Linked DNA regions of Mus musculus: regions 2, 3, 4, 5, 6 and 7 are each linked to region 1. The links are chromatin loops, found by intact Hi-C in ENCODE. Cell type or tissue: heart. All regions are shown on one strand.

The links. A loop is a pair of places that touch in the nucleus more often than their neighbours do. Peaks named below come from ENCODE experiments on the same cell type or tissue, not always from the same donor. Only the 100,000 strongest peaks of a DNase experiment are listed, where the experiment ranks them.
Region 2: it touches region 1 in a loop (8-fold over the local background); 12 of 42 quality-filtered maps call a loop at or near these places.
Region 3: it touches region 1 in a loop (3-fold over the local background); 2 of 42 quality-filtered maps call a loop at or near these places.
Region 4: it touches region 1 in a loop (6-fold over the local background); 12 of 42 quality-filtered maps call a loop at or near these places.
Region 5: a loop joins it to region 1, with 2.1 times the contacts of the local background. A loop is called at or near these places in 4 of 42 quality-filtered maps.
Region 6: it touches region 1 in a loop (5-fold over the local background); 9 of 42 quality-filtered maps call a loop at or near these places.
Region 7: a loop joins it to region 1, with 4 times the contacts of the local background. A loop is called at or near these places in 3 of 42 quality-filtered maps.

What each region holds. Positions count from the first base shown.
Region 1 is chr1:61,295,687-61,299,686 of GRCm38, forward strand. No RefSeq gene overlaps it. Among named protein-coding and RNA genes, the nearest start is that of 9530026F06Rik, 81 kb to the right of the region's middle. In heart, a CTCF peak has its summit at 2,485 (motif pointing right); no DNase peak of the experiment used is centred here.
Region 2 is chr1:61,372,295-61,376,294 of GRCm38, forward strand. No RefSeq gene overlaps it. Among named protein-coding and RNA genes, the nearest start is that of 9530026F06Rik, 4.1 kb to the right of the region's middle. In heart, no CTCF peak of the experiment used is centred here; DNase peaks (open chromatin) are centred at 1,627 and 1,967; H3K27ac peaks cover 589 bases.
Region 3 is chr1:61,204,914-61,208,913 of GRCm38, forward strand. No RefSeq gene overlaps it. Among named protein-coding and RNA genes, the nearest start is that of 9530026F06Rik, 170 kb to the right of the region's middle. In heart, no CTCF peak of the experiment used is centred here; a DNase peak (open chromatin) is centred at 2,278.
Region 4 is chr1:61,179,645-61,183,644 of GRCm38, forward strand. No RefSeq gene overlaps it. Among named protein-coding and RNA genes, the nearest start is that of 9530026F06Rik, 200 kb to the right of the region's middle. In heart, a CTCF peak has its summit at 1,650 (motif pointing right); a DNase peak (open chromatin) is centred at 1,657; H3K4me3 peaks cover 538 bases; H3K27ac peaks cover 913 bases; H3K27me3 peaks cover 444 bases.
Region 5 is chr1:61,637,100-61,641,099 of GRCm38, forward strand. Pard3b (par-3 family cell polarity regulator beta) reads left to right here and starts at 1,725. Exons shown (of 23, transcript NM_001081050.2): 1 at 1,725-2,263. The coding sequence starts at 2,144. In heart, a CTCF peak has its summit at 2,375; DNase peaks (open chromatin) are centred at 1,742, 2,342 and 2,872; H3K4me3 peaks cover 1,833 bases; H3K27ac peaks cover 1,161 bases.
Region 6 is chr1:62,962,562-62,966,561 of GRCm38, forward strand. No RefSeq gene overlaps it. Among named protein-coding and RNA genes, the nearest start is that of Gm35252, 8.0 kb to the left of the region's middle. In heart, a CTCF peak has its summit at 1,954 (motif pointing left); no DNase peak of the experiment used is centred here; H3K27ac peaks cover 356 bases; H3K27me3 peaks cover 539 bases.
Region 7 is chr1:61,137,576-61,141,575 of GRCm38, forward strand. No RefSeq gene overlaps it. Among named protein-coding and RNA genes, the nearest start is that of Icos, 160 kb to the left of the region's middle. In heart, a CTCF peak has its summit at 1,795 (motif pointing right); a DNase peak (open chromatin) is centred at 1,886; H3K4me3 peaks cover 650 bases; H3K27ac peaks cover 2,115 bases.

The sequences.
Region 1 (4,000 bases):
TATTAACCCTGATTGGCCCCAGACAAAGTGCTGAGGAAATCTAGATTCATCAGCCAATGCTTTCTTCTCTCAGGACCTATCACCTTCCAGTCTGCTTCATCCTATGCCCAACCTCAAGCTCCCAAGTGAGCAGGCACTCGTGCGCACTCACACACACACACACACACACACACACACACACACACACACACACATACACACACACACACAACAGGGAGTCATTCTCAGAAACACTCTGTTCACTTGTCAGTCCAAATCCCGGCTTCCATCAGATGGCCCCTGGAGTGACCCCTCTGACCACACTCACATCCAGACACTGCTTAATTCCAACTCAGTCATATTTCATCCTTACATTTTCCAAATGCCAGACCAGTAGGCTTTCCATTTTAGGTCATCTGAAATCCATCCAGACAGTCCAGTGTTCTAGTTTTGGTGATTCTCGTGTTTGACACCTACCCTTCTCAGACTAAAAGAAATGTTTTTCTATTATCATCATCATCATCATCATTTGTTAGTTGTTGTTGTTGTTATTTGCACCTACTTCCTTTTCTTCTGGACACGCTCAGCATCACTAAAGGCAGACCTGAGTCTGCAGATACACCTGTGCACACACTTCATCCAAAAATATTTTCTCAGACGAAGCTAGTGCTGGGAAATATTAGCCACATGGAGAAAGGATTTCTAGTGACTTCTATGAGAGACCCTAGAAGAATAAATTTGGAAGTAGAAAGGAGTTTGAAATAAGCCCTCTCTCTCTCTCTCTCTCTCTCTCTCTCTCTCTCTCTCTCACACACACACACACACACACACACACATTCTGACCCTATTTCTGCCAAAAAGACATTAGCACTTGCAGTTCCGTGTCTTATTTTGAAGTCAGCTATCATTGACATGAGATCTTATGTGGGTTAGCATGGAGTGGATAATTACGGAGGCACTCACAGAGAGGCATCCCTCTAGAAAATACTGTTCAGAAGAGTCACACCACACTGGCTTCCCTGTACCCAGGTGTCTGCCCTGTGACCAACTCAGACTGTAGTTCGGGTCTACGGGGCTGTACTATCTCTGGGTTTCTGCCACTGACCGAGTCTCTCCCTCTCTCTTCGCATTCTGTTTTCAGTCTATTTGATCACATTCTCTGGTTCTTCCAATGCCTCTCCTCCTCTTTCTTTAATCTTGTCTTTGAAAAGCAGTCACATAGCCCAGTCCCTTCTTGCCAACACACACGGGAAAAATTAAATATTTGAAAAGCCTTCACTCGTGACATCCATCCAGAGAGTACCAATAAGCTGTCCAGGGCCACACCTCCATAAATGCAGCTGCTCTGGGGGCACCTATGCTTGGTAACCATCTCCCTGGCAACAGAGCTCCTGATGGCCAATGGGCATTGCCTTTGAAGCACTGAGGTTTTTGTTTCCAAAGCGTGTCTGCTGCTTCTACTTTGATTAATCAACATCACCTCTTTTGGTGTGTGTTTAAGTGAAATAATAGATGACTGCTTGGTTACAGCTGCATGGCAAAGGCTTTTCGGGAATCTTGAGAAGAAAAGGCAAAATAAAATAATAAAAATCGTAATGGATACTGTAGAAAGGCTTGAAAACCTCTTATTCATTGCTACTCACAGACCTGATTATTGGGTGAACTGTTCTCGCTCTCCACCCCACCGCCATCTCTCTCTCTCTCTCTCTCTCTCTCTCTCTCTCTCTCTCTCTCTCTCCTCGGTTGTTCTATTGATACACCCTATTCTCAGTCATCTCCCAGAGATTCTGAGAACCCAGCTTTTTTAGATCTTTGTACTCAGGAGACTATTTTGAACATCCCTTTGTTCTGCCTGTGAAGGTTAAAATGTTTGGGACAACGCCCTGCTCAGGTACAGGTTTCCCTTCCCCCACCTGCTCTCCACCATCCTTCCATCTGCTTTAGAAATTCTTAAGATTCTGTGACAGCAGGAAGCTGTTTGTGTTCTTCCCTTTACCTCATCTTGGGACTAGAATCCTTGGTGTTTATTTAATACCAGTCCAGGCCCTCTTCTACTCTTGGCGAAGACTCCTCAGACAGAGAGAAAACTAAATGCCTCATGCTCTAGTTTCAGAAAGACCATCAACTCCAAGTCCCTGGACACTCTTGGTAAAGTGAAAAAACTGAATAGAACCCAGTTCTGTCTTGAATTCATTCATACACAGTTTAACAGTAAATTTTTTATATCTAAACTAAATATATCTAGACTTCCATATCTAAACAACCAGTCACTGAACAACCATTCATTGTCTGGTGGGAAAAAATATGAAAGACGCCTGTTACTGGCTTGGCATGTTACTAACATGAAAGAAAGGTGTATTTTCTTATGCTTCATGCCTGTTCATTTTGACGACCTTTGACAGAATGCCTGACACTGACTTTTCCATTTGGCGCAAGGAAGATTTTTTTAACTAAGGAGCATCTACTAACAGGCAGGCCTTTCACAGAATACTAAAAGTCACCATTAGGTGGCAGAGTAGCACAATATGAAAAAAGCTATCTCCCAGGGGGACAACTCCAGGCCTCTGTTAATAGCTTGATTTTCCACTTACAGGCAAGAAAATGCCATGGAAACTTCTGTTTTCCTCTTTGAGAGAACAAGGAGGGAAAGAGATGGGGGAGGCACCAAGTCCCCGTCCACTGTGTGCTGTCTGCTGCCCCTTAGCCACATCTGGACGTTATAAATCATGCATTATTGTAGTCTAGCATTTTCTGATCTCAGCAACAGGCCCCTTCTAAGCAAAAGGGAGCCAGCATGTTCTGTTTAGCTTAAAAATGACTAAAATTGCAAGTGAAGGAAGGAGAGAAAATCACTCTAACAGCAGGGAAGACAGTGATGGGGTTTTCTTGCTGGTACTGGGTAAGCAACTTTGGAATGCATCAGTGGCTGGTTCCAGCCTCCAGTTATTCTTGCCCTGTGGCTGCTTCTGTTTGTGCCTATTTCTGCTCCACAGACACCAGAACATATCAGAATCTCACCCCAAAAACTCTCCAGTAGCTAATACCTCCATCCCCACTGTCATCCCTGTGTGTATTTATCACTTTTTAATCTGGATCATTGCTTGAAGTTCCCGGACCTTGCTCAGAAATGGTGCATCACTGCTGACTTTCAATAGATTTCACCTGTGGGCTCTAGAGCGGCCCTGTCATAGATCAAGGGAGTCTGATGCCTCAATCTGCCCACGTTCCTGCATTCCCAAGCTCATGGACTGCCATACAAAGTACCGTCAGACCATTTGCACAAGGACCTGTCTAATCTCATTAGATTTCTCATTTTCGGCATAATACTGTCATGGTGCCGTGCACCAGTGCCTCAGATTAGTGGCTTGTCAGAATGGTGCTCCACTAATGAGCTAATCCAAATAACGCTCAAATCCCAAATCAGATTTAAGATGATCCAGTCTGGGTGGAATTGGGGAGGGAGAAATGCTGGCCCCAAAGAACAAGCTTTCATTTTCTTTGTGTTGCTTTAAAATAAAATTGAGGGAGTGCTGTCAAACTCTTGATTTTTTTTCTCCTTTGCACGACATTAACCTCCATTGCCCAATTGGGAATAATAAATAGAAAAGAGTGCATCTGTATGGATGGTATAAATTTACCTTAGAGGACTAGAAACACACACACACACACACACACACACACACACACAAGCTTAATATATTCAGCAGATCTGTGTCCTTCACAGCTTCTAGTTTTTCTGATTTTCCCATGGGGTTGGCCCTAAGACCTTGCAGATTTTCAATATGATGTGTTTCAGTAGTGACCTTGGGATGTAGGGTTAGGTCAGAAAACATATTTTTAAGCTTATTTGTTTCCTTGTTTTCCCTCTGGGTAAAGTTGGGCTCCAGAAATCCCAAAATGCATAATAGCAAAGTTAAGGTCAAGACTTTAAACAAAGGAAACAGGGGAAACGGAACAGCACAGACCACATGCACAGTCTGTTTGGTTTCAGGTGTTCATGAAAACGAAGCTCTGGCTTCAA
Region 2 (4,000 bases), 77 kb after region 1:
TCTTACCACCACGTATATGTTATAGTGTTTGCATACACACATACACTAAAATGAGTGTCTATCAATAAGAAATTAGCCAAAATCACATGGCTAATTTCAAATACTCATAACACACAGCTTTATCCAACCAATAAAAAGAATGTCTGAGAGCTCTATCTCCTGGAGTGACCCTTACCATTTATTCGCTCAATCAATAATGCTCGTTATTATTGTCATATAATACACACCCCATCTGTGTATTAATTTACCTATTAGTAACACAGCACTCACTGTGAGGGTAAAAGTGTATAGGGTTCATGAATAAATTCATAACCAAATTATAACAATATAATTATGCAAATGATTGCAATATGTCATGGCATGTATGCTGCATAGTAATGCATGCTTTGTTGTCTGTTTGTTTTTGAGATGTGACTGAGTTGGCTTGGAGTGCATAACCCTTCTTATTTTGCCTCAGAGGGCTGGAATTATAGATAGGGCCGCCACACCTAACAGTACATGCTTAGTGGAGACAAGAGAAGGAATCTATGCAAACATCTGGACAGGGAAATAATTCTGTCCGTGAAACTGTGGAAACAGAACAGAAAGGGCTGTGAGGGTTTCAAACGATGAAGGAAAGTTTGCAGATGTAACACGAAGAAGGAGGAGGAAGAGAAGGAGGGGGAGGGGGAGGGGGAGGAAGAAGAGAAAGCAAGAACAGTCTGTGCAGAGTGAAGAGTCACAGGATATCAGGAGCATTTGGAAAAGAGGAAAACGCCCACAAAATGCTGTTTGCAGGGAAAAGCATGGAGGGAGAAGTCAGACTGTTGACAGATCCAGTCACCTGCTGGGAGTTTGGAAACCACTTTGAAGGTATCAACGTGACAGAAAATCTCTCATTGGCAAAGAAATACAGTCAGATGTAGTTTTTAGGGAAAGAACATGGGCACCAAGATGCAGATCGACTTTATGTCAAATGTCAGTTCCAATTGATTGGTCATGAGAACTGACGGGCAGCGTGGAGGAAGACTGTGTGGTCACCTACTTGTAGGTTTGGCAGTTAAGGTGTCATGGTCAATTAACAGTGTCTACTATGAAAAAGGAAGAGAGGAAATCGTGCTAACTTGGCCCTGTGTCTCCTACGACCGCAGCTACTTCAGATCTGTAGAGGACGGACCACACAGGTAAGCCCACAATCAGGCACACAGGCACAGAACAGGACAGTCTTCACTGGCATCCCAGAGGGAGAGGGAGGTACCAGAGTCACAGCACAATGCGGAGGAGATCAGTGAGATGGGCCCAGTGGATGTGATCCAGGCACTAAGGGCATCTCTGGCAGGCAAGTGGGTTTCAGATGAGGATTACAGTATTATAACACTGGAACCGACCTGACTTGGCTTCTCTTCTGGAAGCACCTTGAAGAGGGAGAGATGACTCAGCTGTTCTGGAGGCTGCCAGGGCACAGTCAGCATTTCTTGCCACCAAAGCACTGTCTGGTGTCTGTAGCTACGCGTGCTTACTCGGACATTTCTTATGATTTATTCTCCAGAGTCGGTCCCGGAAGTGGAAAGAGCCAAAAACAGGAAGCACAACCCCTCTAACCGGGGTCCAAAGGCCAGGAAGGAATGTGGGCCCTGACACACAGCAGCAGTCCAGTCTGTGTTCCCATTATGTCAGCAGTGTTTACCCTCCTAGGCGCTTCCTGCAACCTGGAGCGCCTCTAGATCTCTTTCCCAGCAGAGGAAATGACTATCTCTAGGAAGTCATCTCTTTCCCCTCCACACACCCAAAAATGGAAAAGCTGTTGAACTTTCACTAAAAATACCAGTACGATCTAAAAATAATATCCATCAGCTCTGTCTTTGCTCCAGGAAATCCTCACTAGAACACCTCTTACATCATCAGTGGCCCTTGTCAAAGGAGCCTCTTGGAGCCACTCCCCGCGGCTGTCATCCTAGTTAAAGTCCACTCTGAAATGAATCCCCATGTTCCTTCCCCACTAATGAGATTGAGAGTAACTGTTGATCAGGACTGAATCAAATAAGCGCTTTCCCAAGGGACAGATGGTCCCCCAAAGTCTTCCGCAAGCACCCACACCCAAGAGCTTGTTTCTTTCCTGTCTGTCTGGCTTCCTCTAAGCTCATTACCGTTTCGGTGTCATTTTCCAGAACAGGAAAGAGAGTGCAGGAGGTGTCCTTTAGAAGCTCGGGTGGACGGACACAGCGGCTGACCTGTAGCTATTTGTTAGGGAACCACTGACAGACACTTCAAGTGTTTGTTTCTGCCCCTTTCTCTACTGCTGGCTCATGGGGGCACTCATTGGTCTGGCTGGCTAGGGTCAAAAATTCAAAGCTAAAAGTTGGCCTTTGGCTAGGTGGTAGAGGTAATTGGGGGAGGGAGGATCCTGTGGGCTAGCCTATGTAATACGGCCTCAGAGAGAAAATGTCTACACTCCAGCCTTAATGAGAGCGATGGAGAAAATACAAACAATAATGAACCCAGTTTCTAACCTGTGTGTTAGAGAATGTTTCCCTAACCATTGGGATGAGTTATCAGTTTTACTCTCCAAATAAGGGTGCAGATGGGTCTCAAATAAGGACCCTTATCCAAGGAAAATTAGTATAGTGTAGGTTTAAATTCTGCTGTTATTGTGTTGAGCTATCTAATGCTGAAGGACTCACATGGACTCTCTAATAAGATTCCTGTCTCTCATCTGTGAAACCACTATCAGTATGGTTATTAAAGATTTTAAAATGCACAACGCCTGTAAACAGGCCATTCTCCATATATGTCTCTGCCAATTATTTTTCAGTGCCAGTGATTGAACCAGGGCCTCATGAGATGAATAAGCACTCTACAGCTGAACTACATCCACAGTCCTTGTTTGTTTGTTTGTTTGTTTGTTTGTTTGTTTAAAACAATATCTTAGTTGTGTAGACAAGGCTGGCCTACCATCATGATTCTTCTGCCTCCACAACTTGAATGCTGGGACTGTAAGCATGTACCACTATGACCAGCTCTGTCTCCTTTACCAAGAGCCTGTCCATGTCTCTAGCATTCCTCTAGTATCAGAAAGTCCACAGACAAGATGTCAACAAGATGTAAAGTAGAGGAGCAGGGCTGGAGAGATGGCTCAGCGGTTAAGAGCACTGACTGCTCTTCCAAAGGTCCTGAGTTCAAGCCCCAGCAACCACATGGTGGCTCACAACCATCTGTAATGGGATCTGATGCCCCTCTTCTGGTGTGTCTGAAGACAGCTGCAGTGTAGTCATAGACATGAAATAAATTTTAAAAAGAAAAAGAAAAGTATGGAGGGGCATAAATCGAATACCAAGAATGGATTTTTAGTGGTTTGAGGGACAGCCATGGAAGGTTCATAGATGACACTGACTAAGAAATGTGTGGTCTAAAGTGACCTATCTGTGCTACCCTTCAGTCTCATCTCTGGAGAGCCCTGAAAAAGAAGGAATCCTGTACACAGGATCACCTAGAATTCAGGCACATGAGCCATGCTGGGTTAGATAGTTTCTAGCCTCACCGTCTGCTCCATCACCATCTCAGCTAGGACCCCAGGAAGGGATCAAAGATTAGGAAGGTCACAAGTTGACTCTATCAACAACTTCCCAGGCAAAGGAATTCTGACACCAAGAGACCAAGAACAGTGGGGTTTGGTGGTGTTCTTTCTAAAGGAGTGACAGAAGGAAATTAGAAGTAGCAGGAAGGATGCTTAGGAGACTAGCAGATGGAGTCAGAATGAGCATGGGGACAGAGGCATTGCTTTCTCTTTACTCCAGAGCCAAGACAAAGATCCCATGACAGACAGCAACACACCTACACACACACACACTCACTCACACACACACACACACACACACACGCACACACGCACGCACGCACGCACGCAGACAGACAGACAGACAGACAGACAGACAGATAGAGATATAATGACAAAACATTATATTTCCTGGCACATATGTATAGCAACATTGCAACCTGTATATTATTGAATGTTTATTTCTCA
Region 3 (4,000 bases), 91 kb before region 1:
ATATATAAACATGAACACACACAGAGAATTCTTTTCAAATAATCTTATTTGATCAACTAAATCTCATTATACTTTTAGTGTACATTATTAACATCTTTGGTGTGTGTGTGTGTGTGTGTCTGTGTGTGTGCACGTGCTTAAAGCCTTGGCCTTCAGCTGGCCAAGCTGATGGTAAATCTCTAGAAGGTGTCATTGCGCAACTGGTCAAGGTCACTGTCCTGGGTGAAGTGGATTTTATTTGTGGTTCTGTATTGTGTGCACCAGGCTGCGAACTCCAGGCAGAACACATTGACTGCAGCCTCCTCTTCCAAACCTCATTTTCTCTCCTTCCTGGGGTGCAAGCTCCCCAAAGTGTGATTAATCCACCTATTGATTGCCTCCTGCCATAGTGAGGGTGAGATATGGCTAGCAATCGGTGCCAGGCTGCTGATGTGACTGGACTGCTTAACCACGAGGTGAGAAGAGACAAGTATGAGCCTGCGCCTTCCAACCCTGTACACACAGAGGGGGCACAATAGCTTTGTTTCCCACATGCTTTGCAAAATGATCGTGCTCATCAAAATGCAGCTGATTCTTTTTCAAATGAATTATAATGTATACTCCCTGCTATCTCAATTGGCTTCACAAAGGTCTAATAAAAGTTTGTGGATGAAAGGAAAGAAGATGAAAAAAAAAAGAGAGAAAGTAACAGGATAGAAATCTCCTGGAAATGGAACTAAACATGAGTGTGCTGCTTTGATTAAAGCAGCCTGGGCAGATGTAATGGATGACCCAAAGCTTGCCAGCAAAAAGGATTAGAATAGTAAGAAGGCATTTACCTAATATTCAGAGGCAGTGTGGCAGGAGAAAGGTAAGGTGAAGATAAGCTGAGGGAGTCGGCAAAGACCCCAGAGAGAAATGGCGCTTCTGCTCATACATGAATGGGGTAAACCAGAAGTCTGGAGGCTCAGCTCAACACCAGCAAGTTTTGACCAGTAAATAGAAAAATTAGCTAGCCAGGGATTGGTAAGGCTTTCTCTTCTCTTTCTGCTCCAGCCCAAGAGGAAGCCAAGTGGGTATGCCTAGCTAAGCAGGTGCCATGTTTTCTTTCATTCTGCCCCTTATATTTGGAAGAACCTTATGTCCAGGCACATTGTTCCTCTTGTCTCAGGAACTCCTATCATGAGGGAGCAGAAAGGTAACTGGGACCTCATAACACCTTCTGTTTCCCATAAAGCTTTCAAGGCATCCAGATAGGAAAACAAAAAACAAAAAAACCCCAGGAACTATTCATCCATAGGTAGTCTAATGCCTAGTGATTTTTCTACAGGGAGGGTAAAAGTGCTGTTTTTGAGGCCGTTTTTCAAGACTCTCCACCTCGTAGCTCTCATGTATCTAACCATGGGAAGAGGAGGCAAAGAAGCAAGAAGAACAGCTAGGAGAGGCTGGTCCCAATCCAGCTGGTGGCAATGGGAGGGAATGAAATAAAGGAAGGACATGAAGATGTGAGTCAGAGGAATAAGCCATGGCCCAGAGAAATTCTCCAGAGAACAGATAGCTTGTTCTAAATGGGTTGCAGGTAGAGCCGAATGTTTCACACACTCAAGGAGCAGAAGAAAAAAAATGTTAATTAAACCATTTGCTCTTTCTAGCAGGAGTTGAGAGTTCAGCAACCCTGTAAAACAAGAAAACAGAGAGCAGTTCCAGACTACAGAGGGAAAAGTCATGTAAAATCCAAGAGGAAAATGAAGCCAAGAGTCACATGGAAATAACTTATGACACCAGCCTGATAGAAACGAAACTACTTAAGTAGCTTTAAGCCATCAGCCGACAAAGGCAATGCTATCTGTGTGTGGTGACGAGCAAATGATTGTCCACAGTGTGAGTTTTCCTATTTTGTTTGGCATCAAAATGAAATTGGGATAAAGAAGAATGTGATTTGAAAATGGCCAAGAATGAATAAATGAAGTTTCCCTGAAGAAACGCCAGTGTTTCCACATCGAGAGCATAATCTCTGATAGAAATATTATTTCATATTGTCTTTATTAATAAGTATAAGAGGTTTGCTTGATGATGCAAATTGCAGATGCTTTAAAATAGGGCTGAAATGTCAACACTCAGCTGATCGCAATGTCCCCAAAGAGGTTAAACATGAGGGGCAGGAAATGATAAAACAAGCCTAAATTTGGCTACATGAAAAGTACATCTGGGAAAAAAATAATTCAAAAAGCAGATATCCATTGGGCCAAAAAAATCTGGACCACACTGTTGCCAAAGGAGACCCAGGTGCGAAGTCGGATGGTAAATTAGGTGCAAGTTTAAAAATACAAGAGGGCAGCCCAAAGCCATTCAATCCTGGCCTGCCTCATCTGATAAAGAGACCCCATCCAATCACAGGAAAAGATCAAGTCCGCCTCCACCTTCCCAATTTGCAGACTATTTACAAAGGAAATTCAATCTGTTTATTGCTTTGGTTTTAGTTAGTAGGGATAAAACAAAACGCAGTCATTTACCAGAGTGTAAGCCTTGACTGTTAACTCCAGTTCATGGCCTGTGATTTTTAGAGAAAGAACTACGCCACAGTGATTCACATACAGTAGCTTCATTCGTTCGTATTTTAACATGTGTGGCTGCTATTTCCTTATTCTTTCATTGTAGTACTCTTCCAGGTAAGTGGCTAGCTAGTCAATACAGCCAATCTCTGCTCTACATGCTAAGCAGCTGGGGCATGGTTACCAAAGCCATTCAAGAAAGCCAGTCACTGGTCTCTTTCTCTCTGGCATTTTGTCCATTACAAGGACATTTTCTTTCCAAATGACTTAGGGTTTTGAGAGACATTAAAGGGAATTGGAGGATTGTCACTAATGCTACTACAGGATCAAGGGAGCATTCACAGATAACTCATGAGTCAGGTAAAGTATGCAGCTTAAGGTACCAATGTTTAAAAATTAATTAATATATAAACATCCTCAAATAATGTTAACGGGAAGGTTCAGGACCTTGCTGGTTACCCTTTGTGTTTCCTTCCTAATATTCCTATGAAGTAGTGAGGATCATTATGGACATTTCAATGCTAAGGTTTCTTAAGGTTTATATTCAACCTGTCTAAAAACCTTGACAAAAAGGGAGGCAGGAAACGGAAACAAATGTTACAGCAACACAGAAATTAGTTTATGACTCCTTCAACTTTCTTTCATAACTCATCAGTCACACTCAGAAGATGGAAATGCTTCTAGAACATGATTTTACCCAACTGTCATTGCTCAACTTTAAACAGATCTGTGTTCTGTGTGTGTGTGTGTGTGTGTGTGTGTGTGTGTGTGTGTGTGTGTGCGTGCGTGCATGTAGGCTCTTGGACACAGCTGAGGTCCTTGACTGATGTGAATGTTCAAAAGCTCTTCCCAAAACTATGATTGTCTTTTGACCTTGATTAGAGTATGTAGTTAGTGGGGTCTTTGTTTGTGACAAACTCATTTCAATCACATTGACTGAGTGACAACTCATTATTGCAAATTAAGTAAGGGATAGTTTGTGATTTGGATTTTAGTGAGGGGTGGTAAATTTTATAGTGTATATAATTTGGAATATGTCTGCATCTCAGCCCATATGTGGAAATCTGCCCGGGTGCTTATTATTATGCTTATCTGCAAATGACCAGATGGCCTTCCCCAAATGTAGAGAACCATTTAGTGCCATTTTAAACCATTAAGGCTATTAACTCTGACTTGAGATAATCCTGTGCCCAAAGGGAACTAGTTTTGCTGTCCCTCAAAGTCATCAAATGTAATTAAATGCCATATTGAGGAGTAGGCATTAATGGATTAAGGAGCCAGCTTGTCAACCAGTTATGAGTCAACCAAGCAGAGGGAGAATATTGGAATACATTTTAAAAAGATGTATTAGGTCCAGTATTGGCTAAGCAGCTATAACAAAAGATACCAAGAATATGACTCAAAAATAATTAATTTTCCATCAAATTGAACATTTTCCATCAAAGTAAACAAAGAACCAAAAAAAAAAA
Region 4 (4,000 bases), 120 kb before region 1:
CTATGTAACCCCTCTCGTCCCTATTCAACAGAGGCTAGTAATTACCATAGCAACCGCAGCATGCGGTGCCTTGTGCACTCTCAGAAACAAAGCACTCGCTTTGAGAAAAAAAAAATCACACACACATTAATTTGTTACATGAAATTCTATTTCATGCTATTTATGAAGGGAATCGTGCCTCCAACTAAACCCACTTACCTTCCTCACTGGACTCTGGGCTCACGGCTGCTCTACTCTCTTCCCACCCCCATGGTACTCTAATCTGGACACACATTGACTCATTTTAAATATGAAATTTTTTGTGCAACTGGGGGAGAGGATGGGGAGGATTTGGTTTCGGCTGGAAGGCTCAAAGGTCAACGAAAGGGTGCACAGACCTATATAACAGTTGTTCCTGTCTGAGTGATGACTATACTACCAAGGGGATTCATTAAAATGGAGCCTATTGCTGTTACAATGAATGAGGCTCTCCATAAATTCTGCTGAGATCCTGTCAGTGGCTAAGCCCATAGGTAACACTTAAATGCTGCGCCTTCATCTGCTTGCTGGTGTCTGGATTCCAACCCACAGGTGCCTCTCCCTACTCCAGAGTTTATGCATACTGACTCCAGACCTATCAAGAACCCAGAGCCTGGAACCTATGCACTCCCAGCAAGCAAGCTTTCCCAGGCTTTCCCTGTGTGTGTGTGTGTGTGTGTGTGTGTGTGTGTGTGTGTGTGTGTGTAATAGGACATTAGGCTTTGAAATGTGACAAGACCATCTAGGCGGTAGTCACTTGTACTTGGTCCCACCTGAGCTGGGGCCAGAAAGGGGAAAGAAGAGTTAGCTTAGAGTAATTTGAAGTCACATGGTAATGCCACCTCCCAACCTTGTCCATTTAATAGATGAAAGGAGGCAATGTGTATGTGTGTGCCAGGGAGTGCTCTGGGCATGAACAGCTCTCTGTGTCCATCGTTATAATCAAAGGGCAATCGACAGAAGGCAGACTTGTTCTGTCCTGCCTCCTAAGTCACCTTTCAGACTCAGAGAGGCTGGGGAGAAAGTACTTAAATGAGACTATTTTCTGTTGCTGTTTAAGACCAGCCGGTTGGAAGCCACTTTATGAGTTCTCTAGTTGAATCTCTGATGTAAGAAAAAAAAAATGCTTTGGTTTGAGGGGGAAAAAAATCCCAGTCAAAGGCTTTGCAGGTCCAGGGAACAATCAGGGTTGTTCCCTCTGCTCTGCAGGAATTCAGCCAGGCCTTTGGGAGGAAGGGTGGAGGAGGCAGGGCTGCCATACCGGGGTTGTTCCCCCTTCGAAAATGGAACTGAAAAAACATGGAGAGCTCAATCGGTGAGTGGACTGGTGAGAACAGGCAGGGATACCCACATTAGCTGCTTCTTTTTTCTTTCACCAAATATGTCATGATGCATATTTGCATTTATTCACTCTTTAGATGAGAGAATTTCTGGTGCGGTCTGTGATTCCCCAGCTTTGGCTGTGTAGGTACTAACAAACTGACAAAGATATCTGTGAGAAATAGTACTGTCCTTTATTGATACCGAAAACTGGAGATACCAGGTCAACGTGTATAAGGCAGATGCCTCTTTGTTCAGGAGGTTGCCTCCAGTCTGCCCGCCCCCTGCAGCCACCTTGCAGAAACCAGGCACTAGGGGGCACTGTTGGCCCAGAGATGGCTCTTTGCATTAACCAGCTTTGGAGGCAAACGCATTAGCAGAGAAGCAGGAAAGTCGGTGACGTGAGGAAATTATTATGCACAGTTCATTTCCTTGTAATTTAACTCTCAGAGTAACAAAAGCATAATGTATAGCCCAGTTTTCTGGTCTGATTTACAACAATTTGAACTAAAAGATGACTTCTGCCTTGCCCCACCCCCTTCTAATCATTTCCGCTGATATCAGCAGCTGAGAATTTTTTATCTCACCGTAACCACTGCACCTCTTGAAGCCACAGATCGGAGAAGAGGAAAATGTAAAACGTGGTCCCGCAAACCCAGCCGGGCACATACCACACTCTGTTTCCTTACAGCTGTGGTGCAGGGAGTCGTAACTCTATGTCTATTATGGCTATTTGGCTGGTATCCTGTAAGGCCTTTAAATGCCCAGGAAGTCCAAACGGGAAAAAGCATGTTTGTCCCCCAAAATGTTTGTGGTGTTTCATAACCAGAGGCAAAAGGAGTTTGTTTCCTAGTAGCAGATGCCCCATCTAACCATCCTCCAGTGGAGGTCTATCCTTGCTTTGGCCATCCCTTCTCTGTAGATACCAGCTTAGCTGGTCTCCACTTCATAAGACTCTTAGAGCACACATTCACTGGCATACAGCAACTTAGCATTTCCTAGTGCTTGTCTTGCTTATTGATCTCTCTGTCTCTGTCTCTTCCCACTACACAGAGAATTGGGGTGTGTGTGTGTGTGTGTGTGTGTGTGTGTATGTGTCTACTTTGACTAGAGCTCCTTGCTAAGGTATGCCATTTTCTTTAATCAGTTCAAAACCTTGACCTTAAGAAGTAATTGGTTCATTTTATAGGCAAGGCCATGGAAGCTAAAGAACCTACCCAGGGGCCTCTGGAATTAGAGGCAGGCTTCAAAACCAGCTAGTTCATTCTGTTACACCATTCTGATGCCCATGTGCTAACTGGGACTGTTGAGTGAATAATGGGGGAGGGGGAGCTGTACAGAGATGACTTTCATAAGTATGAAGTACCTCCCAGGGCTCTCTGGGCCCCTGCAAAATCATTCAAGGAATTTAACAAGATGAAGCCATTGAGAAAAGTCGGCGAGCAAGTGGTCTCTGAGGACCCAGAGAAACTTGCAAACCAGGATGCTAACATTCATCTCCGGTTGACTCTGAACTTTTGGAAGCCAGGGAAACGGGGTGACCAAGGAATGCTGATTCCCAACCCCTGGGACCACATTACTAAACATATGGAACCGATAAGGAAATTAGGCACGGTCCCTAAAGGGTGGTTTGAAGAACTCAGAATTTCAGCACCTCTGGGGATTAAAGTCACAGTAAAGGAAATATCATGCATATCTTGATGAATTTTACCCTTATCATGCATGCTCTTTGTATGATTTCCCAGCCTTACTGAGGAATAACTGACAAACATTGTAATATGTAAGATGTACACTAGATATAAATGTACGTACACAATGTAAGTTGACCATACACTCAAGCTAGTTAACACAGTTATCCGCCCCCACACACTAACATTTAAGATCTATTAATTACAGCAATCACACTGTACAATGCATTTTCAGAACTTATTTCTGCTGCCTAACTTTTCCTCTGATCTTCGGGACTACTTTTCTGCCCCTCACCTTTATCCTGGCACTACACTTCCACTCTCCTCTTTGCTTCCGTGAGATTGTTCTTTTACGTTCCACACGTAAACAGAGCCATATACCAGTCGTCTCTCTGTGCTGCAGCTAACACATTGCTTTCTGGTTTCACCTGTGTGGCTGAGAATAGCAGAATGTTCTCTCCCCTCCCCCACCCCCACCTGTGTGTGTGTGTGCGTGTGTGTGCGTGTGTGCACTCGCACGCGCACATGTCACATTTTCTTTATCCTCTATCTGTCAATGTATGTGTTGGTTGCTTCTAGATCTTGCTTATTGTGAACAGTTCAGCAGTGAACTAGAGACTGCAGAGGTCTGATTGACAGATTTCATTTCCATTTTTAGATCTGGAAATGGGATGTTTTGGATCATATATGGTTGCAGTTTCTGTGTTTGTTTGTTTGTTTGTTTGTTTGTTTTGAGAAACTTCTCCACCGTTTTCCATAATGGCTATGCTAACTTGTAATCCTACCAATGTCGCACAAGGGTTCCTTGGTCTCTCTCTCTCCCTATAACACTTGCTGTCTTTTGTTTTGATAGGTGGCCCCTCACTGAGGTTTGACTTTGCATCTTCCCGGTGCTTTGCAGTGTGAACACTGCTTCATCCACCCGCTGACCACCTGTAGGTCTTCTTCTAGTCAGGTCTTGTACACGTTTTAAA
Region 5 (4,000 bases), 340 kb after region 1:
GTGTTCTTCATAGTTAACTTGGGGAATCTCAAAGCCAGGAAGCTGAAGGCTCTGGGTACCCGAGGAGAACTCCTACTGGCTGTAAGAGTTTGTAATGTGAAGAGAACCCTGGTCCACTGGAGTTGAAGACCAGTTTGGGGACACGGTGAAGGACCGGGGATGGGGGTGGGGGGTGGGGGGTGGGGGCACAGAGGAAGCAGTGTGCACTTGTTTCTCGGCTGAGAATCTTTGCTTTGTGCTTTCCAAACCTTCATACAATTCTCAGTATAGCGTGAGACCACTCATTAATGCCTGGCATTTGCATGTGCTCAATTTTTACTATTTCCTGTGGAAGACTCAGCAGAGAAACGCCTGTGAGCCCACTTCACTGCGAATGGAGACAACATTAGTGTAGTTAATAGCTGGAGATAGTCCCTGAAGATACACTTCATGATCCTGCCTCCAACTATGCCTCAGAGGGTGGCTCAATGGATTTTTTTGTCTGGTTTTATGACAAAAATAATTCTGTCTTTGGTTTACCTAAATCAGTCTGTTAGATTTGCAACCCAACTAGGCTGTCTACTGTGTATTTCCTCCAAGTTGACTCAGTTTACATGACCCTCTTCATGGCCACTGACATTGAATAAGGTGCTTTCGTGGGACATAATCAATGTATATTGAATGTAGGAGTGTAAGTAGATCAGAACTCCCAGATCCATAATTTAGGACCAAACCATCCCCAGCAACTCAAACTCAGTTTAAGTTGACATAGGAGCAACTCTGGTAGGAAATGGAGGATACCCCGGGGGATCTTATGGATGCACTAAATTGCCATAAAAACTGTCAGGAGCCACTAGAGATTTAGATAGGAGGACCTGTGTTCTTTGCACCATAACCAGCTGTGTCACCTGCTCAGTTTCTGAACACCAGTCTGTTTTGATTTTGAATCTTTCAGTGCTGAAAATCGATGACTGGAGGGAAAAGTTCTAAATTGAACCGCACCCCCAGCAAGCCAAGCACTCTTCTTTCTGTACAAGGTAAGGGGAAAGTATTTATTTTCCAGCTCAAAGGAGCTGTTTACTTAAGAATTAAGGATGCAGACGTTACTTGTTGATCAGAACTTCTCCCCATACCTTGGGTTCAATTGTTCGAGGACAGGAACCTGCGAAATCATGACTCAAGGGTGTTCTTTTCGTCAACAGATGCACAAAGGGAGTCCCCCTTCAAAAGGAAAAGTGTAAACTTTTACACCCTATCATATTTGGATTTTGGGTGTGATCTTCGGTGGAACACTTGGCACCTGCACAGTGGCCTTAAAGTTCCCTCAGCTTAGCTAGCTCTCTTGTGGCTCCAAAGCAAAAGCTCTGCCTTCAGTCAGTCCCACCTCTCAGTACTTCAATTCTATGGCTACTTTAGAAGGTGTGGCAAAAGCACCTGCTCCGGAGCTTCCCTTGAACCTCCCTCCAACTCTCATTTTAAGGGAGTTGCTAGGCCAGTTTCCTATCTATTCCAAGTGTGCTTTATGAGATCCGGTTTCAATTCCCCTGTGGTAGCTCCCAGATCCCGTTACAATTCCCGGAGCTCCTTGTACATGTGAGGGAGAAAGAGAACCAAGTGCGGGCAACAAGCTACCCAAGGTCTAGTTACTGGGGCAACCCCGGGCTCGGTGCAACGCCTCGGTGCGCTCTGTGGTCCGCGAGCGCCGCGGCCCCTTTAAGAGCCGGGCCCAGGCTGGCCCGCGGGCCGAGGGAGCCCAGAGCGCCGCGCGCGTCGGAGGAGTTGGGAGCCGGCGCAAAAGTTTCCTCCCAACTCTGGCCCCGCGCGCCGCCGCCGCCGCCCACTCCAGCCCGGGGCCTGGGGCCGGCCCTGCCACGGTCGCTAGGGCCACCGCCAGAGGCAGGGCCGGGCCGGGCCGCACCCGCAGTTTCACTTTGGCGCGTGGAGCCTCCGCTTGCGCCCGGCCGACCCTCCGCGTCCCCGCGTCTCCGAGCCCGCGTTCCCGCCCTCGGCCTCCCGTGGGGCTGCAGGGGAGCAGCTGTGGGTCCCGGTCCCGGAGGCACGCGTGGGACAGCGTCGTGTCCGCCCCACGTCCCCCGACGGAGGGGCTGTGCCTGGGGGCCAGGCACCTGTTCGGCCCAGCCCCGCGCGGGAGCCCAGGGCCAGGATGAAAGTGACAGTGTGCTTCGGGAGGACGGGCATCGTGGTGCCCTGCAAGGACGGCCAGCTCCGGGTCCGCGAGCTCACCCAGCAGGCGCTGCAGCGGTACCTGAAGACCCGGGACCAGGTGAGGGGCGCCGCAGGGGGCGAGCATGGGGCGCGACCACCGCGGGGCTCACTTAGTAAGTGTCCTAGGCCACGCACCTGCCCGTTGCCTTGGACCAGGTGGCGCTTTTTCTGGGGCTCAGATCACCCCCAGCGGCTGGTGAGCGCTGCCTGCAGCCACAACTTTTGCAGGCTGCTAATTTAAGGGACCCAATTAGCCCTGTCTTGCTATCCAGAGGCTGGAGAAGAAATGGCGGCATCCCACTCACTTGAGGGGTCCTTACAACTCCGCCATCTGGGGCCTACTCCCAAGTCCACACACCCAGTCTGTTCTGTAAGACAGCCCCAGGTGTTTGAGTAGGGGTCCAGAACCTACTTGTGGGGACACTGTGATGTTACCCTGTGCTGCTCACCTGAAGTGTGATTTCTGACCAAGTCCCGCCTTAAGGAGGCTCCTTGGAGTTTGAGCATTGATTGGCTCAAGAAACACCTCCAAAGTTATAGCTATTGGTGCTTTGAGAGTTCTCAGCTTGATGGGAGGTCTCCCAGTGACCTGGGCAGGAGGTGCTCCAGTGGGGATGCTGCCCTTATGCCAGCTACTGCACTGGGGTGTATTCAGCGAATGCCACAGTTTCTATGAGTCATAGCTAATGAGAATGGTTGTAGTGGGTTCTGGGTTACTCCCAAAGTAAGGCTGACCCACTGTTCTGCTGCTCAAGTTAGGAATAAGTAGCAGCCAAAAGCCAGCACACAAGTGGCAGGACTCCAGCACTCTGGTCAGGCATCTGGGTGACTTGTGAGAGTTCTGGTTTCCTCTATGGAACCTCTAAATGAACTCTCTAAAAAGCACCTTTAAAATTGTTTCAGTTCGTCCATGGCCTGTTTCGGATGCTTCAACGACCTCGCGAACAGATAAGCCACAAACTCTTGTTTTAGTAGACAAACTCCTGTTTTAGTCCTTTTAATATTTGTTCGCATAATGCTCGTTGTAAACTATAGTCCAATCTTGAGATGAAAAACTGTAATTTTAATGTCATATATGTTATCCAAAGTATAGAAATCACTTTTCTTTTTCCAAGTACATAGTTTCAAATTTTTAAATTACATATATTCATTTAATATGTGTATGGAGGGTACATGTATACTACTGTACATATGTGGAGGGCAGAGAACTACTTGCCCAGGTTGGTGCCATGTGGATGGAGATCAACATAGCTCTTCAGGCTTGGTGCCAGGAACCATTACCCACTGAGCCGTTTTGCCACCCCCACGTATTTAGTTTAGAGATCTAAGGCATACCTGTTCTTCCTATACTCCACCTAAGAATTAGTGCACAGAGGGAGACTTTTGATGGGTACATGCATATTTTACTTTGAACAGTCGAGAACTGGAGGTTAGAGAGATGGCTCAGCAGTTGAGAGTACAGATGTTCATGTAGAGGACCAGCACCCACATCTGGTAGATCCAACACGTGTGCATTTGTGTGTGTGCACCCCCACACTTCAAAAAAAAAAAGGGAATGGGAAGAGGTAGAGTGAAAGTCCTAAGGAATTACACATACTCTTTAGATTGTATTCTTCACAACAGAGTTAAAGGAGGGGAAAGATTTAAGATGCGTATAAATCGAGGTATCAATCTAACCCAATGAGGGTTTTGCTTAGATTTGGTTTTTGCTATTGCTACATTGGTGTACTGTTTATTTCATATGATTCCATTAAAAATTGGGATTTGACCAAGTAAACAGTTATCTTTGAAATCA
Region 6 (4,000 bases), 1.7 Mb after region 1:
TTCTGCCATGACTGCTCAGAAAACTCACCTTCGGGTCTGCTTCTCTCCACATCTCCCAACTGATCCCAAATTCAAAATATTTAAGAAGTCTAAACTCCTTCCTTCCTTCTCTGTACGCTCTCTTCTGCCGTCAGCTACTTGTGTGGAGGCATCGGTGTCCTTTGAGACCAAGGCTGATCCAAGAGAAACAAAAAGACCTTCTCAATGGTTTCCAGGCATGAAATGAGCTAAGCAGTGGTAAATAGGGAAGCTGTAACATGACCTGACTTCAGCCTGAAAGATCTCTGGGTCCATGGTTCATTATATGGTAGAATGGTTGTTAGATGTGTTTCCCTTGAGGGCAGGCTCCAGGTCTAACTCAGCTTTCCATTCCCACATTGGATATTCTACCTAACAACAGCATGTTCCCTTCACAGTGTCTCTCACTGGTACCTAGGCCATTCATGGTACTCTGGGGTGACTGACCCTAGAAGCTCATAAAGTGTGTCAAGCACTGTACTGGCTCCAGAGAGGAGAGGTCTGGGAACTCTCACCTCTGCAGGAAGAACAACACATCAGGAGACAACCAAGAAAATAGCCATGTAGTGTGATGGACAGCATGGTGAAGAGCCCTCACGTCCTAATGCCTGAGCTATGTCCCTCTACCTATCAAGAAGGGCCGAACACAGCAGAGGATCCAGGCTCTTGGTTTGGAGGAACAGGGGACTATGTCACAAGAGTTCAAGGTACCAGACTTCACACCTAGGCAAGGAGTTTGGCTTTTATCACTAAAATCACAACAGGTTTTAAAGTAGTGACTCTGGTAAATCCACATTCTAGAAAATTCTTTGTAACTCCAGTTGCAGAGGGGATAGAAGTGTGGCAGAGGTTAAAAGGCTGGAGGTATGGAAAACACACCTGGGTGACTACAGGAATGTGGGAGATGGTTATGAAGACCAACAGCTCTTCAGGACCTCTGGGCTGTGGGGAGTGAAGGCAAAGAAGGCCATATTGATGCCAGGACTGCCCTTTGAAACCTAGTAGCAATAGATGTGTCTGGGAAAGCAAGACTGTCTGAAGCCCGGGGTAGAGAGGGCATTGGCTGTCAGGTCTGGCTGGAGCATGCTGAGTCCACAACATCCTTGGGAGATCTGTGTGGACGTGTGTCCCTGGAGTCCCAGACTCAGGACACAAAGCAGAACCCCCAAGGAGTTGATCTCGCTGAGAGAAAGCTCATGAGAATATCTAGTTCAACCACAGGAGAACTGATGGGTGTGTCTTGAGCCTAGGAAATGCCAATAGTTAACCAAACTCACAAAGGTGGTTTTGTAAAGGCCGAAGAGAGGAAAGAAACGAAGGCAGGATAGAGTGACAGCCTGTAACTGAGGGCTGGAGATGGGAAAAGGTCATATTCGCTGGTTTGGGTTTGTTCTTATTACTCTCCCATTTACAGAGGCAGGCACTGAGGTTAGGAGGTGAAGCCTCCTGTCCAGGTGCTGTAAAAAAGTGAACTCAGAACCCAGGCTTCAAATACGAGCCCCGTTCATGCCCATCCTCCCATAATCACCTTCCCCAAAGCAAGTTATTGGATTTAATTGTTTATTTGTTTGTTTATATTATTCAGTTTGTAGAAAGTCTCCTCCAAATGGGTCGAAACCTATGTGGAGAAGTGTTTCACAGTACCCTCCCTGCTTTTGAACTGGTCTGGAGGCACAACTAACATTTCTTGAAATCTTTCTTGCCAGACCACTCTATGCCCTCCGTCATCCTGAAGCAACCCCTGACAGGCCCACAAGGCAGGGATATGAAAAAACGGGGGGAGGGGGGCTGGGGCGTGGAAACAAGGCACCCCTGAGACACACAGACCTGGCTTGCCAGCTTTGAAGTTCTGTGGCTGGCTTGCGGCAGGGAAGGCAGCCTGACCTCATCTCCTCCCTTCAGTGTGTGAGCCTGGAATGCCACCTAGTGTGTGTCAGCAGGAACACCAGGGCCTGGCTTGTGCTTTTGTTTGGTGGATGGTGTTTGTGTAGTTGAAACCCTGGGGCAGTCTCAAACCCTGTTCTCTCAGATGTCCTACCCCATCATAGTCAGTTCAGATAATCCGAGGGTTTACGTAAGAGGTCCTGGGTGACACAGGCACAGTCCCAGGAATGAGCTCTACAACATACAACTGCAAGTGTAAACAAAAAGCCCTGAGAGGGGGCCAGAAGAGGGCTCAGCAAGCAAAGGTGCTTGCCACCAAACCTGAAGACCTGAGTTTGAGCCTCGGGCTCACAAGGTGGAAATTGCTGAGGCACATGTACATACACACAAGATAAACACAAGATAGTCATTTAATGGGGTTTTGTTTGGAGAGAGAGAGAGAGAGAGAGAGATCCTGGAAAGCTGGACAGCCCTAGAAGGAAATCCAGCAAGGCTAAGAGGAAGAGATACAGAAGTTAAAACAAACGAACAAACAAACAAACCTTGAAACTTAGCTGCCCAAAGCTCATGTTAATGCCAGTCTTGGCGAGAACAAACATCCTGTGAGGAATTATTTTCCCACAAAAGAAGAAGGAAGATGGAGGAATAGCTGGGAGAAGAAGGAAAGGAGAGAGTAGAAAATGAAAGACAGGAGGAAAAGGAGAGGAAGGCGAGGAGCAGGGGTAGAGGCACGCAGATGTGTGTGTGCCCCTAAGGAGTCTTGAGACAACAATAACAGTTCAGAAAGCAGAAAACTGTAGGGTCCTTTCCTGGGGCCTGGGGCGTGCACTTGACTTGGGATTTGCTTGAGGTGGGAATGATGGAATTTCCCTGTGCTTCCAGCTGAAGGGTAAATCAGTCCTGAAATGTACCAGAGGAAACCCACAAACACAACATTACCCTCTCCCGCATCTCTCATGCAAAGTGTCCCAAAGAGGCAGGCAGAATGGAATTGAGCTGAGTCGCAATGAGAAAGCATCTACGCCATAAAGGAACATTCGATATAGAAGCAATCACTCCAAGGTGATTCGTGCCATCAGTCAGTCAGAGGTGTAAATCCCACGGGGCGCGTGAGCTATGTGGCTGGCCTGGATGCCTATTTTCTAGGGGCAATGAATGAATGGATCTCTCCCTCCTGCCCAGGCTCCGATGCTTTTAGCATTTGGCACCGTGGCAGGATTTATACCATGATTCTTGTAAACTGTACTTTCTCTCTCTCCTTTTCAAAGATTCCTTTCAATAAAATGCAGATGGGATTATTTGAGAGCCGCCTTGCATGTGTTTATAGGTTACTTCTGCTTCGCTGCTTATGCAGGTGTGTGTGTCTCTAGGCCGCTTTGTTTTTTTTATTTTCTCTGCCTATTAGGGAAATGGAAACATATGGATTCCTTGTTTGGGCCCAGTGGACCTTATAGAATAGTATCCCCCATTGCTTTTCTCACACATCTTCCTGTAATCATATGGCTCTGAATTAGCCTCTCAATCCCCCAGTGGAAAAGCCATAATACAGGGAAATTCAATAAAATGTATATGTGTTCTGAATGCCAAGGCATTTACAAAGTGGATGTGGATTGTGGTCAACTGTATAGGAGAGGCTCTGCTGGTAAGAAGCTGATATGGCAGACTTGTGCCCAGCGTGCAGAGAGCTAAGCTTCCTAAAGCCTGGTTGGGAGAAAAGAAAAAATGAACTGAAGGGCAAATGAATCCGAGAAGGATTCGGAACTGAACCCCCGATATTAATGTTTCCAGCTTCCATAAGCAGTTCTATACAAAGAGTCTAGGGATGTTCTTTACCTGGAAGATACAGAGTCTAGAAATATTGCAGTGCCCTCCCAGAAATGCATAGTATGTAATATTAAAGACATACTATAAGTAATATCCCCTGCACTATGACTCCCACTGTAAATAAATACCTCATTTATTGAAGGTGTGTGTTTAATTAAAAATGTCTCACTCCAGCCTTCTAGGAAAAAGAAACACGTAAATGTTTACACAGGAGGCTGCCCCCCTAGAAGGCTGATCATTACAATGAATGTGAACACATAATGTCTATGTTGGA
Region 7 (4,000 bases), 160 kb before region 1:
GTATCCAAACTTCTTAAAGAGGTTGAATATTTTCCTCTGACTGTGCCTCATTAGAGCTCAGAGATCAAGAGTAAGGCAGGAAAAAGGAGGCGGGAAGAGAAAGTGAGAAACAGAGAAACCAAACCGTGGGAGGCAGAGATACTAGACCCTAAGACAGGGGTGGAAGCCACTGGGACTCAGTCATAAGAAGCCATTTGTTTTGTTTAACTATTTGTAGATAAAACAAAGACCAACATTTGAAAAGCCTCATGTCTCTGAGGCTAAGAGCACACACTGATCTTCCAGAGGACCGGAGCTAAGCTTCCAGCATCCACACTAGGCAGGAGGCAGCACACTGCTGCCTGTAACTTGTCAGAGAACCCAATACCTCTGCCCTCCAGGCACAGACAAATAATTTAAAATAATAAATATCAATACTGAAAACGATCTGATAATAAAAGAGAGACAGAGAGAGCAATAGCTATAGTAAGGCTGCAGTTCTCCTTGGGTAAGTCAATACGTGTTAGCCGGATCTGCTGGGTGTTGCATCCATTAGCCAGATCTACGATAGTTGCGGGGTAGGGGTGGAGTTGGGATGGGTGTGTGTGGTGTGATCCACCGGGGATGATGGGTTGTTAGTTCAGGCTTCCAGGGTGGAGCGAGTGAGCAAGTGGAATTTCCACTAAGGTGCTACCCAGAGTTTGTGTGCCCACGCTCGGCGCTACATACCAGGTGCATTAAAACCAACATTAATTAGGTAAAATAAACAATTGGAGCTTTCTGCAGGGCGTTCCACTTAAATACTAGATTCCTTTTACACTGTTGCTTCATGCTGCTTCTGACCTCTTTTCTGGTACAGTTTTGAGATAGGGCTAAGTAGCTCTGGCTCTCCTGGAACATTCGGAGATCCATAGGCCTCTGCTCCTCCCGCCCCCTTTACCCCACCCCACCCCTGGACACCACCATGCCAGGCCAGGCCATACTTTTTGTTTTTTAATGTTCTTGTATATTTCTGGTCACAGCAACTGTTCTTTCTATAAAGAAATTTCTTCAGATGTATAAACAGGCAATCACATTGTAAGTTTTATCTGATTATTTTTCTCTGTGGGAGAATTCCCGGAAGGATCGAGGGATATCTGTCATCCCTGCTCCAAGCTATCTACCCATGGTTGTTCTGTGAATATCTACAGTCATGTGACCGCCTACGTGTATTTTGTGGCTTTTAGAAAACTGTTACCAATTTCAAAAGATCACACAAAACTCCTGAGAACAAAATAAGGCTATAACACGGGTTTCACAGTCCTGAATTTGTATTTATCACAAACCCACTCACTCTCCAGTTCAGAACCCCTTCTCTTGGGAGCATCTTTGGTTCGTACAGTTAGTACAGATTCTCCCCACCCTCTATTCTTCCCATCACAGATATTCAGAAAATAGAAAGTATATACTGGAGGATCTATAGAATTTGCAAGTTTTGGAAAGCTATAAAATAAAAATTTTCTAGACCGGAGCTCATCTCATCTCATTCTGATTTTGAATTTAAAAAAAAAAAAAGTTAAAACAGCGGGATTGGGTTCAGTTTACTCAAGTACTCAAATTACTGGGTGGAAAACTCCAGTTGAAGTCGATGTTCTTTTCCTAAAAGCAATTTGTTCATATGTAAAGAATAAGAAGGCAGTGATGCCCCTCTTATTTTCCCTTGAAGCCCTGAGGGGTCTCCTTGATGCTTGGGGTTCCTGAAAGAGCCTAAATCCGCAGACCCTGCGAGAGTGGGGGCGGGGAAGCGCCCCCCCCAAAGAATTACCCTCATCTTCCTCCAGGTGTCACTACAGGCCTGCGCATTTCTTTCGCCTCCCCTCACCCTCCTTGTCCATTGATAAAGTGGAGGGTGATTTGTGATCCGCCTCGCTGTGATTGCGGAGGGAAACAGCCATCTTGGCTTGTCTCAGTAGTAGATTTGTTTTTCTAATTTCTTTATACTTGAAGGTTTACCAGATGCTTTATTGCCAGAGCGAGGCTGACTTGCGGTCTCTTTTCTTTCTCCTATCCCCGGCCCCGCACCCCTCCTTTTTGTTCCTAGAGACAATCAGTGTCTCTGGTCCCAGCTGCCACTGCTGATTTTTCATTACAGTTTAATTTAAAACTGGGATTGGAATGGAAATGTCTTTTTGCCATTTGGGGTTTGCAAGGCCTGTGGTTTTATTGCCAAAGGCACAAATGTTAGTTACTACTGTTTTTCCAGAGTTTGCTGGGGAGGGGTGGAGGTAGAGATGTGGGGGGTGAGAAAGACAGCTGGACTCTACAAAAGTGGGAGGGGAAATAGAGGGGGAAATCCCTCTCTGAAGGCAACGTTATTCTGAGAACTGTTTTGTCTGATGTTTTCAAGAATCTCATTTGGGTCTCGAGGAGGAGAAGCTAGAGATGTATCTCCTTAAATGTCCTTCCCTGTAGGTTAAATATTTGTCAGCCCAGCTAGTGAGATACTAGATGGATCACTATAGAGGGTGATCACCAGGTGGGATCTGCACTGCCGGGGGGTGGGGGTGGGGTTGGGGGAGATGGGTTCCCGCTTAAGGATAGTACATCTGTGGATCCACTTGACTGCAGCTGGCAATGGGAACACCCAAGGAGGGACTGCTCTGTGTACAACCTCAGAGGGAACAGTCTGTTTATAATTGCCATCACATAACGTCTTTCACTAGCTTCTGCCTTCTTGCTCCTTTGCAATTCTCGAATTGCACTCTTAGAGTTTATTATCCGCCAGTCACGGAACCCAGTCCAGTCACAGGCTGGTCCCTATAATCCCTCAGAAGGTTCTTAGTGATGGGCTGAGGGCTGGGGAGAGGCTTCAGTGCCCTTAATCCCTGCACTGTGGAGGTAGAGACAGGAGGACCCTGGTACTGACTGACCAACCAGCTTAGTCTAATTGACAAGTTCCAGGCCAAAATGAGATAGAAAGTTGCTGAGGAATGATACCCTGGGTTGACCTTTGGCCTCAAGATAGGCACGGGGTGGGGGTGGGGGGCGCGCGTGAGCACACACACACACACACACACACACACACACACACACACACTTACCAGTTTAATGGACTGATTTAATTATATTCAAATCCTCCTAAGATTGGCTATGTTTGTACTACTTGAGTGTAAAACTGTGAGAGAAGGACATTCGTACTCGAAAGTAGTCCTGCAGGAACAGCAGGCAGGCAGGCAGGGAGAAAGGAAGCCTTCCTCCGAAAGCCCACATTTAAATACTTAGTATCTTAGTATCGACATTGAGAACAGTTGTTTCCCAGTTGTAAGGGATCTGCAGAAGCCAGAGTGTCTTATCTGTCATGCTAAAAAACAATTACTGTCTCCCATCCCAGCAAGAGCCCTGCTCTTCCCGGATACACCAGTTTGGGATGTCAAACTGAATGCTCCATTATCTCCAAGATCCCGCTGACTCCTCACAGGTTGAACATTTCAACTTCCCTCCAACTGGCCTCAGGCAGCTGGGAGGCTCGTGAGCCTGCCTGGGGTAGACACATCTCACTGTGCGGAACAACTCAAAGGCTCTGGGAACTTCCCAGGGCCCTTCCAGTTTCTGTTGTCAGCCTGCGTGTTTTGTGTGCTCTTGGTTAATTGGGACATTTTGTCCAAAAGCAGCCACGTACCAGGCAGGGCCCTTTTATAAATTGCCCCTATTGGCTCTGGAGTTTTCCATTCTCCTGCTAGAAGGAGGAGAGGAAGTGGTTGGAGCAACCTTCCAGAGATCCCACAGACTTATTTCCAAGACCCTTTTGGTCATCTTCAAAACCCACAAGAACATTCTAGTGGTTTCCTCACAGAAGCCATCCCACATCCCATTAACAAAAGGAGAGAGAGATCCACTCCAACTCCCCCCCCCCATCCAGTAGGTCAGAGTTCATGACACACACAAGGGGAAAGAAAACAATAACAAGGAGAGAGAGGCAGGCATTTAACTCCCCCGCCCCCACAAACATTCCGCCCCAACCCCAGCTGCCCTGCCTCGCTCT